2 separate regions of the Homo sapiens genome follow, and region 1 is linked to region 2. A link is a loop called in an ENCODE intact Hi-C map of the cell type or tissue named here. Cell type or tissue: MCF 10A. All regions are shown on one strand. Each heading gives the region's core, and the rest is flanking DNA. Links, peaks and the distances in the headings are about the cores only. Region 1 has its middle 37 kb from the start of TLR5. Region 2 has its middle 110 kb from the start of CCDC185.

Evidence for each region. A loop is a pair of places that touch in the nucleus more often than their neighbours do. Peaks named below come from ENCODE experiments on the same cell type or tissue, not always from the same donor. Only the 100,000 strongest peaks of a DNase experiment are listed, where the experiment ranks them.
Region 1: it touches region 2 in a loop (13-fold over the local background); 1 of 110 quality-filtered maps calls a loop at or near these places.

What each region holds. Positions count from the first base shown.
Region 1 is chr1:223,177,831-223,183,204 of GRCh38, reverse strand. No RefSeq gene overlaps it. Among named protein-coding and RNA genes, the nearest start is that of TLR5, 37 kb to the right of the region's middle. In MCF 10A, for the core only: no CTCF peak of the experiment used is centred there; a DNase peak (open chromatin) is centred at 2,184.
Region 2 is chr1:223,497,652-223,503,025 of GRCh38, reverse strand. No RefSeq gene overlaps it. Among named protein-coding and RNA genes, the nearest start is that of CCDC185, 110 kb to the right of the region's middle. In MCF 10A, for the core only: no CTCF peak of the experiment used is centred there; a DNase peak (open chromatin) is centred at 2,275.

The DNA of each region.
Region 1 (5,374 bases), core at 176-5,175, 320 kb after region 2:
TAATATTTTATCTGGGTATAGAATTCTGAACTGACAATTGTTTTCTTCCAGCACTTTAAAAATATTGTCCTGTTTCTTTCTGGCTTCTGTGGTTTTTTAGGAGGAATCTGCTGTCATTTGAATTTTTCCTCCCCTATAGGTAAAGTAGCTGTCTTCACAGGCTGCTTTCAAGGCTTTTTCTTTATTGTTAGTTTTCTGAAAGTGAATTATAATGCTACTAGGTGTAAATTTTTTTGGTTTTATCTTGTTTGGGATTTTCTCAGCTTATTGAATCTATAGGTTTATGTTGCACTCCAGATGTGGAAAGTTTAATGATTTTTTGACGACATTTTCAGTCTCATCCTCTTTCTGGTACTCCTGTGACATAAATTTAGGTGTTTGAGGTTCTGTTCTTTTTTTTTTTCTCAGTCTGTTTTCTCTCTGCTATTCAGATTGTATAATTTCTCATGTCTGATCTTCCAGTTCACTTTCCCCTGTCCTCTCCATTCTGCTAGACCATCCACTGAGTTCTGTGGTATTTTTGTTGTGGGTTTTTTTTCTTTTTTTTTAGTTATGGTATTTTTCAGTTCTAAAAATTTTATTTGTTTCTTCTCTATATCTACTATTTCTTTGCTGAGGCTTTCGATGTTTTCATTTGTTTAAAATGTGTTCCTAATTGTTGACTAAAGTGTTTTTATTGTGCCTGCATTAAAATCTTCATCAGATAATCCTAACATCTCTGTCATCTCGGTGCTGGCCTCTTTTGAATGTCTTTTTTCATTCAGTTTGAGATCTTCCTGGTTCTTGGCATGACGCTTGATTTTTTATTGAAACCTGGATGTTTTTGTATTATGTTATGCGACTGAATTTTCCTTAAGCCTTCTGTTTTAGCTGGCTTTCTGTGTCAGCACCCTGGAAGAGGAGAGGGAAGGCACTGCCTTGATACTGCCACGTGGGGTAGACGTCAAGATTCTCCAATCATCATCTATTGACACCCAAGCTGGGGGACTCCTTGTTACTACTGAGTGAAAGTTAGGGTTCCAGATTTCCATATGGTCTCTACTTACACCACAGTAGGAGAATCTTTGTTACCAGCTACTGGAGATGAAAGCCCTGGCTCACTACTTGGTCTTTTCAGACACCACTCTGGCAGGGGTTGTTGAAGTACCCCATCATATCCTCATGAGGGTGGAAGTCTCTGATCCCCACCAGGTCTTTGCTAGCATGGATCGGGATGGGGCCACAGTTTTTACTGTAGTGTTTGGAGCATAATGGTTATCGTCTAAAAGTCTTCTGCCTTGCTAGGCTGCCTCTTTCCTTATCCTTTAGCTAGAGAGAATAGCTTTTTGTTGATTTTTTTTCTCCTTCTCTGCACCTGTTTCTGGCTTCTTCAGCTTCAGGCCCAGGACATATGAGCCAAAAAAAAAAAACAAAAAGCAAAAACAAAAACAAAAAGAAACAGCAAGCTCATCACTGTGTCATTCCTCAGGTCCCACGATTCCCGGCTGGTTCACCTCCTTCTCTCTGCCTTTCAGAATCTTCTAACTTTTATTTATATAAACCAACCCAGAGTTTCTAGTTGTCTTTAGCATGGGGAAAGGGGAACAGTACATCTATCCCATCATTCTGGAAACATGTATATACACACACACCCATACACACACTGCATTTATGTTAGTATCAGTTATCAGGTCCTAATGTTCATTCTCCCTTTGCCTTCTCCTTTGCACTCCCCATTATGTGCCATTTTTCTCTCCCTCCCTCTGCCCCACACTGTTAGATTTGCTGTGCTCCCTTTTCTGGCCTTCCCCCTTGTTTTCTTCTAAGACTGAGGAAGAGTCTATTGGATGTAGCAGAATAATTTGGCAACTATTTAAAACCCATCAATCCTTTCATTCCACCTCATTCAGTCTCACCTCCCACATGGTCTCACCCCACACCTGTGCACATGGGGCCTGGCGAGGCTTGCTGAGCACTGCAGGAATCCACTTGAGCCTTACAGCTCACAGACATCCAGGGATCCCTCTAGGCATCCTCAGCTTGTATGATCCCACAATTGCACTTTCCTCATGATTATTTCTGTGACTAATTCTTCCCCTTGTCTCTTAGTGTGTGGTGCTTTATGCCTTCCACGTTTCATTCTCTGAAGTTTTAATTGATTTCTTACACTTCCTCCTCATGTGTGTGGATTCTTTACTTGTTACAAAATCACTATTGCAAAAGCCTTGATTATAAAAGTCCCTGGCACAAGCTTAGCGTCTGCTAAACTATCTGACTGCCCACACCCTTTCTCTGGACTTGTTTTAACCTTTTTCAGTTCCGCTCCAAGTGCTCTATGGTGTGGTTGTTTCGTAGAACTGGTGCTTAAAGACTAATGTCTCTCCCTGTTGTGCCTGCTGGGTTTCTAAAGAGGAAACCAAGTAGCTAATAGTCTATTTATTTTTCCAACAGTCTCAGGAAACAAACTCATGCAGGGCATCTATCTGCATAAAAGAAGTAGTAGCTCCATTGCTCTAGCTAAAGGGTAAAGCCACATTGGTATGCACTGCACAAAAGTAGAGGCTGACTTTAAGTCATAATTTGCATTTTCTCCTTGCAGAGCTATTTATCTGGAGATGTTAGAGTTCCCTGTATGTGGGAAACTCTCATTTAGCATTGTATAAATGGACTCTGGCTGAATCTGTGGAGCTCAGGCAGATATCTAAAAGTGGGCAACATGTTCTCTGGAATAGCTTTCCATAATTCTTTAACAACTGGTACCTGGTCCTGGTATGAAGGAACGGTTGAACTCAATTATCTCCCCATGAGAGAATTCCAGAAGAGATGGCTTAAACCCCAATCTCAGAGGTTTGAAGGAAATTCACATCTCCAGAAGGGACTGTGGAGGACAATGTCGCTCAACTATTTTAAGTTAGCAAAATGTCTCCCCTAGTCAGAGTAGGGAAAATGTAAGGTAAATATTTAAACAAGCGAAAGGAGGCAGTAAGCAAGAAGACAAAACCAACTCTACCTTCAAAATCATACAAAGAAAGAGGCTGGATTCTATTGGAATTAAATTGATGGAAAGGTCCTGGACCAGGCTGTGTCCTCCCCATGTGGCTGCAGTGGACACTGGACAAGACCCACTGGTTTATTTTGTGACTTTCACTCATGTGATGCCATTTATCAAGGTCACATGGCAAGCTTTTGGGAAAATCCACCCAGATTGCTGGTCTTTACTTCATTCCACTGTGGTCACACAGCTTAGCTACCAAGGGATTGGAGTAAGAAAAGTGTGCAGTGGGAGGCTGGGGTTGATCGTGGATTTATTTGGTAATAAAGGTCCTTGGGCCACATGTGCTCTGAATACAGTGATCTCACACAGACTTGCTCCCATTCAGGGACCTTATTACATATATGTCTCTCTTTGCCTCATGGTCATTCTTGTGTCACCAACCAGACTCCAAGTTTCTTGAAAACAGGGATGGTATCTCAGACTTAGACATTCCCTGGTATCTAACACAGTACTGGGCTCAATAAATGCTACATCGACTTGAGAGGGCCTGACAAAGGCTGGGCACAGTGGCTCACGCCTGCAACCCCAGCACTTTAGGAGGCTGAGGTGGGAAGATCACTGGACCCCAGGAGTTGGAGACAGCCTGGGCCACATGGCGAAACCACATCTTTAAAAAAAAGAAAGAAAGGAAGGAAGGAAGGAAGGAAGGAAGGAAGGAAGGAAGGAAGGAAGGAAGAAAGGAAAGAAAGAAAGAAAGAAAGAAATTGAGACACAGAAGCCAAAAATAACAAAAATGATGTTTGATAGAAAACCCATTTGAGGTAATTTATAAGTAAGAGAAAAAAATTAAAAAATAGAAAGGGCCTGACAAACATGCATATTAGTTCCTATGGTCAGCCTGAGCCACAGAGGGGCCGAAGGCAGAAGGAGCAGGAAGATCTGAGATGCTTCAGCAGAGAAGGGGACCTCTGAGGAGACTGGATCGAAGAACCAGCTACAGAGTCAAGCTAGTGAAGGAAATGCTTAAACTCATTGAAAGAAAAGCACCCCTCCCTCAAAGAGGGCTCCTTACCCCAGACAATGCCTGGAGTTGTCTCCTCTCTCACAGCCAGAACTCAGAAGGCGTGGATTTGCATCGTATCTGCTTGACTTACTGAGGCAGATCAGAGAGGGGCTCCTCCGCTCTGCAGAGCTCAGAGACTTTCCTCTCCCCAGAAGAGTTAGTCTAGTCATTGCTGGTGCCCCTTCTTTCGGATCAGGCTGTCTAATCATCCTTCCATACCTGGCCAGTGGGGTGCAGGGGGTTAAAGGTAAAAGAATCTTTCCTATAAAGTAGTTTAGATAAATTCTGAGGATGAGGATATTGATGAATTGGCAAGGAGAGTGGGGGGTGGGGCATGCAAACCTCTATGTAGGAGAGGAGAATCGATTTGATTAGGTTTTTTAAAAAAAAAGAATGGGGCCAAAACACAAATGGATATCATGGATCTCTCTCTCTCCCCCTCCCCTCCCCCACCATGCACACACTCACACACACACTCACACACACATGCACCCGCCCCAGGGCTTCTGCTTTCCTCCCGGGGCTACCTGTGTGCCAGCATCATAATTAACCTGCATCTCCCGCTTATCACCTGCTGCACCCCCTGTTCCCACTGATGCTTTAGCTTCTCCAGGGCCCTGCTCTTCATTTAATCTCACAGCTTCTCATGGTGCTGTAATTCCAAGGCAGGGGGAGGACAGCACTATGTATAAATCTCTCCAGCCGCTCTCCCTCCTCCCCAGCCTCCCCTTGGCTTACAGGCTCCCTGTGACCCCAGAGACTCCCAGAGATGGATGGAGATTCCTTCCTGGTCCACTGGGCTGTCAGAGTCCCCAAGACTTGCTGTGCAATTTTACACTCTTCCCTAGATTAAAAGCAAAGTCATTATGAAAAATCTACCTGTCCTGAGTGAAAGCCTACATACATACAGCAAAGGCTGCTTTCCCACGGTTCTGCTGGGCTAGGGCTGGGGAATTGGCATTATTGGGGGTGCAGTAAAGGTTAGCCTTTTTGTCTTCTTTTCTGCAAAAGCCGTTTTTACACATTGCTATTTTGAAAATAATAAAGCACTTTCTTTGGGAACTTGGGGTCTTGGTCGTGTTGTGGGCGTTGGCTTCCCAGCCTCTGCTTTATTTCATTTGTCTGCATTTCTCTTTTCTTATTGGGCCTCCCTGAAAGTGTTCAGAATGTCCCCAGACTCGAGCACCGTTTTCTGTCTGCCACTTCCTCATTCCTTGTTCCTCAAATTCCCAGAATACAGTGGTTGACAGCACTGGCGGGTTTAGGGACAAGCCAAGCTCAAGTTCCAGCTGGGCTGTTTGTTCACTGTGACCTTGGGTGAGTTCTCTCACCTCTTG
Region 2 (5,374 bases), core at 281-5,280:
GGCATGGTGGCATATGCCTGTAGTCTCAGTTACTTGGGAGGCTGAATCAGGATGATTGCTTGAGCCTGGGAGGTTAAGGCTGCAGCGAGCCTTGATAGTGCCACTACACTATAGCCTGGGTGACAGAGCAAGATCCTGTCTCTAAAATATGTATATATTACACACACATACACACAAAATGGCTTTCATTATTTTCTACCAAATATCAACAGAGGGAGGTGTGTGGGTTAAGATGGGGTGATAGAGGGCAGGCTGATAGGAAAAAGGGGCCATCTGTGGACACATGTGATGCTGACAGAAGAGATCTCACTTGATCCCAACTCTGGGCCTTCACTCCAGCCCCTTCCCCATTCCCCTGAAAGCCCTTCCTCCTTTTCGTCCGCCTAAATGCTTTCCTTTCAACTTGGCATCCTTCAATAAAATAAAGAAAGAAAGAAATGCCTTCCTTCCCCCCTTGGTTAACACTCACCTCTCTCCCTCATGTGACTTCTTAGACTTATCTTACCCATACTTGATCTTTCCTTTCTCTGAAATTTTATTTCAGTTGGACTCAGGGATACCCCCTCTAAGTTGATTGCCTTTGAACGGGTCACGGTCTACAGCTCATATTTCCCCAGGTTACAAGCTCCTTGTGGGCAGGGCCATGTCCTAAACCCTGTGATATGCTCACAGCATCGAACTGTGAAGAATCTCATCTTCATTCCCAGGAGCCTGACCTAATGCAGGCCCTCTTTGTCTCTTCCCTGGGCCAGGGCAGCGCTGGCTCCTGGCACATCACTTAGCAGAAAGCACACCTGCGGTCCCACCTCCCTGCTTTTCAAATCCTCCCTCAGCTCCTCTCTCCTGCAGACTGACATTCAAGCACGTCTTCTGACTGCCAGGCCTCTCACTGGCCACGGCCCCCATCAAGCACCAGGTGCCCAAAAAAGCAGGCACATTGGCGCCTCTCTGTCCAGCACATTCCTGTCTTTCTAGAAACATACTACTAATCTTTTGAGGTGAAGCAAAAATGTCACATTGTCATTTCAGAGCGCATGCCCCAGGCAGAGTTAATTCCCTCCTTCACATTGATTCCACAGCACATTTTTGGTTTTTTTTTTTTTTTTTTTTTTTGAGATGGAGTCTCAGTCTGTTGCCCAGGCTGGAGTACAGTGGCACGATCTTGGCTCACTGCAACCTCCATCTCCCAGGTTCAAGCCATCCTCCTGTCTCAGCCCCCACTAGTAGCTGGGATTATAGGCACGCACCACCATGCCTAGCTAATTTTTGTATTTTTAGCAGAGACGGGGTTTCGCCATGTTGGCCAGACTTGTCTTGGACTTCTGATCTCTGGTCATCCACCCGCCTCGGCCTCCCAAAATGCTGGGATTACAGGCGTGAGCCACCGCGTCTGGCCACGTTTCCTGTTTTTAAAGCAGCCCATTTCTAGGCTCATTGGAAGGGGTCATGGAGCTCCGTGTCCCGGCTAAGTAGGTCCTCTGGGAGCATCAGTCCCATGACCCCCCAGTCCTTCCCTACTTTGGCACTGAACCCCACTAAAGTCTCTTTATAGCTCTTGCCCCTCAGCCTGCCCTCACCATTTTACTATTTGCATCAAGTCTTCACCTTACAGAGATGCTGCCAAGACAAATGAGATAATATGTAAAAGTGCCTTAAGCTCCAGAAGATGGACTGTGTTATCATGGCTGTAAAACTCTCTACTGGGGAAGTCAAGCTTGATGACAGTGAATCGGAAAGGGCAAGATGAAGGAAGAGGAGGAGGAGAAGGAGGAGTAGGAGGGAAAGGAGGAGGAGGAGAGGGAGGAGGGAAAGGAAAAGGAGGAGGGGGAGGAGGGGAAGGAGGAGAAGGGGGAGGAGGAAGCGGAGGAGGGAGAGGAGGAGGAGGGAGAGTCAGCATGAGCAGAAGGGCTGAACTGACCAAACCAAGACTCTTCTGCCAAACTCATCAACCAGAGGAGTCTTCTTCTGGGGGTGAGAGGGTGGTGGGCAGAGTGGGACCAGGGACCTGGCACGGGGTAGGATGCTCCCGGCCAACAGAAGGTCCATTGCCACCCGTTGGATGACTTGGCCAGCTAGCACTTGAAATCCCCCCTGTGGAAGTACAACTGACAAATGTAAGCAGCTAGGCCTCTTTAATGGGGCTCCTGGAGGACAGAGCCTGTTCCAAGAAGCATGGGTGGTGGGCGTGTTTACCTGAAGGCAGTGTTCCCTGGTTTCTCTGGAAACCACATGCCTTAGAAACAAAGGAGCTCGCACACAGCATGATTCATGGCCACCGTTTGTTCCTGTCTGCCCCTCCTGCCGTGGCTCCACTCATGGAGGGTGCCAAGGATATGCTCTTGGTTGCATGAGTAACTTGTTTTCCCCTCCAAGAGAGCTTTCATTTTCTCCCAGTCAGACTTAGTCATTACTTATTTGGTGAATTCTTAAGTGGGTGACTGAGTGGACCGTCGAGGCCTTGGAGGAGGGGGCTCGTTCTTCCTTGCAGCTTGCACAGCTGGGAGCAGGACCCTGGAAAAATGAGAGGAGGGCGCAGAGTGCATATGAGAGGCCTTTGTGGATTTTTCTCCTGACATGAGCACCCACTTCGTGCCCCCAACTCCCTTCTAATGCTCTTGTTGAGAAGCTCCCAGCAATTTCTTCAATTCAGCCAGGGACCGCCTCCTCTGGGAAGCTTTCTCAGATAACCCTGATGCCCCCTGCCCATCATTCCCCCCAATCCCCAGTTCCCGTGACACAGGATTGGTGTATCTGTCAGCCTTCCCCGCAGGATCCAGGGAGGGCAGGAACTCTCACTCCTCTTTGTATCCCCGGGGCCTGGTGCAGACCTGGAAATGCCTGTTTGTTGGCTGACTGTCAGAGCCCAGGCAGGCACAGGCCTTGTTTGGAAACCTGGGAGGGGTGGCAGGGTCCCTAACCCCTCTGGGTGCCCAGGGCTGGTCCTGGCTCTCCACTGCTTCCCACTTCCCTGCCAGCCTTTACAGACCCTTTGCCCTGCACCTCACACCCCTCTGAAAGGGTGGCAAGCCTGGTCCCAGTGGCTGCTTCAGATGCTACTCTTGAGGGCTCCTTGAGCCATGCCCTTTTGGGCCACTGTACAGTCACACATCACAGCCACCTTGTCTTTGGCAGATTATGTTCTTTTTTTTTTTTCCCTCTCTTTAATCATAGTAAAATACACATAACACAAAATTGACCATCTTAACCATTTTTAAGCGTACAGTTCACTTGTACTGATTATATTCACATTGTTGTCCAATCATGACCTCCCTTCATTTCCAGAACTTTTTCATTTTTACTAAAGTGAAACCCATTAAACCCCAATTCCCTGTTTCCCCTCCCTCCAGCCCCTGGCAACCACTGTGGTACTTTCTGTCACTATGAATTTGTGGCTACTTCTTTTAATGGTGCAAAAGTACTTAAGCACAGTGTGAGCCTGGGTCAGGGTACAGACCACCCGTACTACCTGGAGACTCCTTGGTACCAAGCCCTGTTCTGCTTAAGATGTGAGCTTGATTTTGACACTTCTCTTGTGGATGGCAGAGCCCAGAGTGGAACCCAGGTTCATTTCATTCTAAAGCCATGTCCAAAACTCCAAAGAACCAATCTTGAGTAGGGGTTGTATTAGTCTGTTTGTGTTGCTATAAAGGAATACCTAAGGCTGGGTAATTTTTAAACAAGATAGTTTTATTTGGCTCACAGTTCTGCAGGCTGCACAGGCATGGCTTCAGCATCTGCTTGGCTTCTGGTGAAGCCTCAGAAAGCTTTTACTCATGGTGAAGACAAAGGGGGAGCAGGTGTGGCATATGGTGAGAGAGGGAGCAAGAGCAGGGAGGAGGTGCCAGGCTCTTTAAACAACTAGCTCTTGCCTAAACTAATAGAGTGATAACTCACTCATTATTGAGAAGAGGGCACCAAGACATAGAACGAAGAGTCCAAGCACCTCCCATGAGGCCCCACCTCTATCATTTCAACATGAGGCCCAGGGAGAACAAGTGGCTGGCCCTCGGACATACTTTCTGTAAGTGGTAGAGGCAGGATCCTGACCCTGCCTGTCTCATCCCAGTTACCGGCTTACCCCAGTCTTAACAACACTAAAGGCATTTCAGGAACCTTGTCAGAAGAGAGCAGGGGGCTTGGGGCAAGCTGTGACTTTAGAAAGTTGTGAGCTTTGGAGTCCCTTAAACCACTCATACTTGATGGCTTATTCATGAGACCAGTTGTGTCCATGGACACCCAGGTTTCACATTTTTCTTTCCTCCTTGCTGAGGGTTTACATTCATTCATTACAAATGAATGTTGAGAGTGAACTCTCCCAGGGGTGGTGTAGTTAATACCGTTACAGCCTGAGGCCACTAGGGTCTCCATTCAGCCTTGCCTCTTGGAGGAATGATAACCGTACTAGCTCACTTTTACTAAGCACCTTCCATATGCCAGGCACTGGTTGACCCATGTAATTGCATCTAATCTTCACAATTGTCTTAGGTTGGCTTTTTTAGAAGCAGATTTGAGATGAAGATTCTCATGCAGGTGGCCTGCTGAGTGAGTGAGTGAGTGAGTGAGTGAGTGAGTGAGTGAGTGAGTGAGTGAGTGAGTGAATGCTAACAGGAGAAATTGACATGAAAGTGAGGGAAGCCAGAAAGAACTCGTGAGGAGGCCAGGCACAGAGGAGCCCCGTCTGGAGTCTCGCCTCAGCCCCACCCGACCGGGCAACCTGCAGCCTGGGTGATACCTCGGGGTTGCCCTGCCTTGAGGCAAGGGCTTTGGTTCCTCTTATCAGTCAGTGGGTGGGAGGGTGGGGTGGGTGGGCAGGGTGTAGGGCTGGGGGTTTAGCTTCTTAGGAATCCCTAGGTGAGTCGGCTTAAGGGGGCAAAGGCAATTTTCCAGAGAAGGGTGCAGCTGAGGGCTGTTAGCAGCCCAGACTGAGAAAGGGTGTCTTGGTGGGCCTTCACTGGCATCTTTTAGAACATTCTTCTGAGATATGATCTAATACTATCTCCGCATTATAGAGGAAGACTGAGGCCCAGGGAGGGCAAGTACCTGGCCCTAGGACATACTTTCTGTAAATGTTAGAGGCGGGATCCTGACCCTCCCTGTCTCACCCCAGTCACCAGCTTACCCCAGTCTTACCCCAGGCTCACCCCAGTCACCAGCTCCTACACTGCTAGAGACAGGAGGCTTCATTCAAGGAGCTGTGGCTGATTCTGGGAGTCCTTCTGTCTTGCCTGGCTCCAGCTTTTTGCACTGCATTAGTAGCGGATAAACCCGCAAATCCCCAGGGCCTAACACAATACGAGTTTCTTTTTTGTTCACATGAAAGTCCAATTAGCGGTAGGGGAGGAGGTGGTGTCCTACAGTCAGGGGTCTGCCCTCC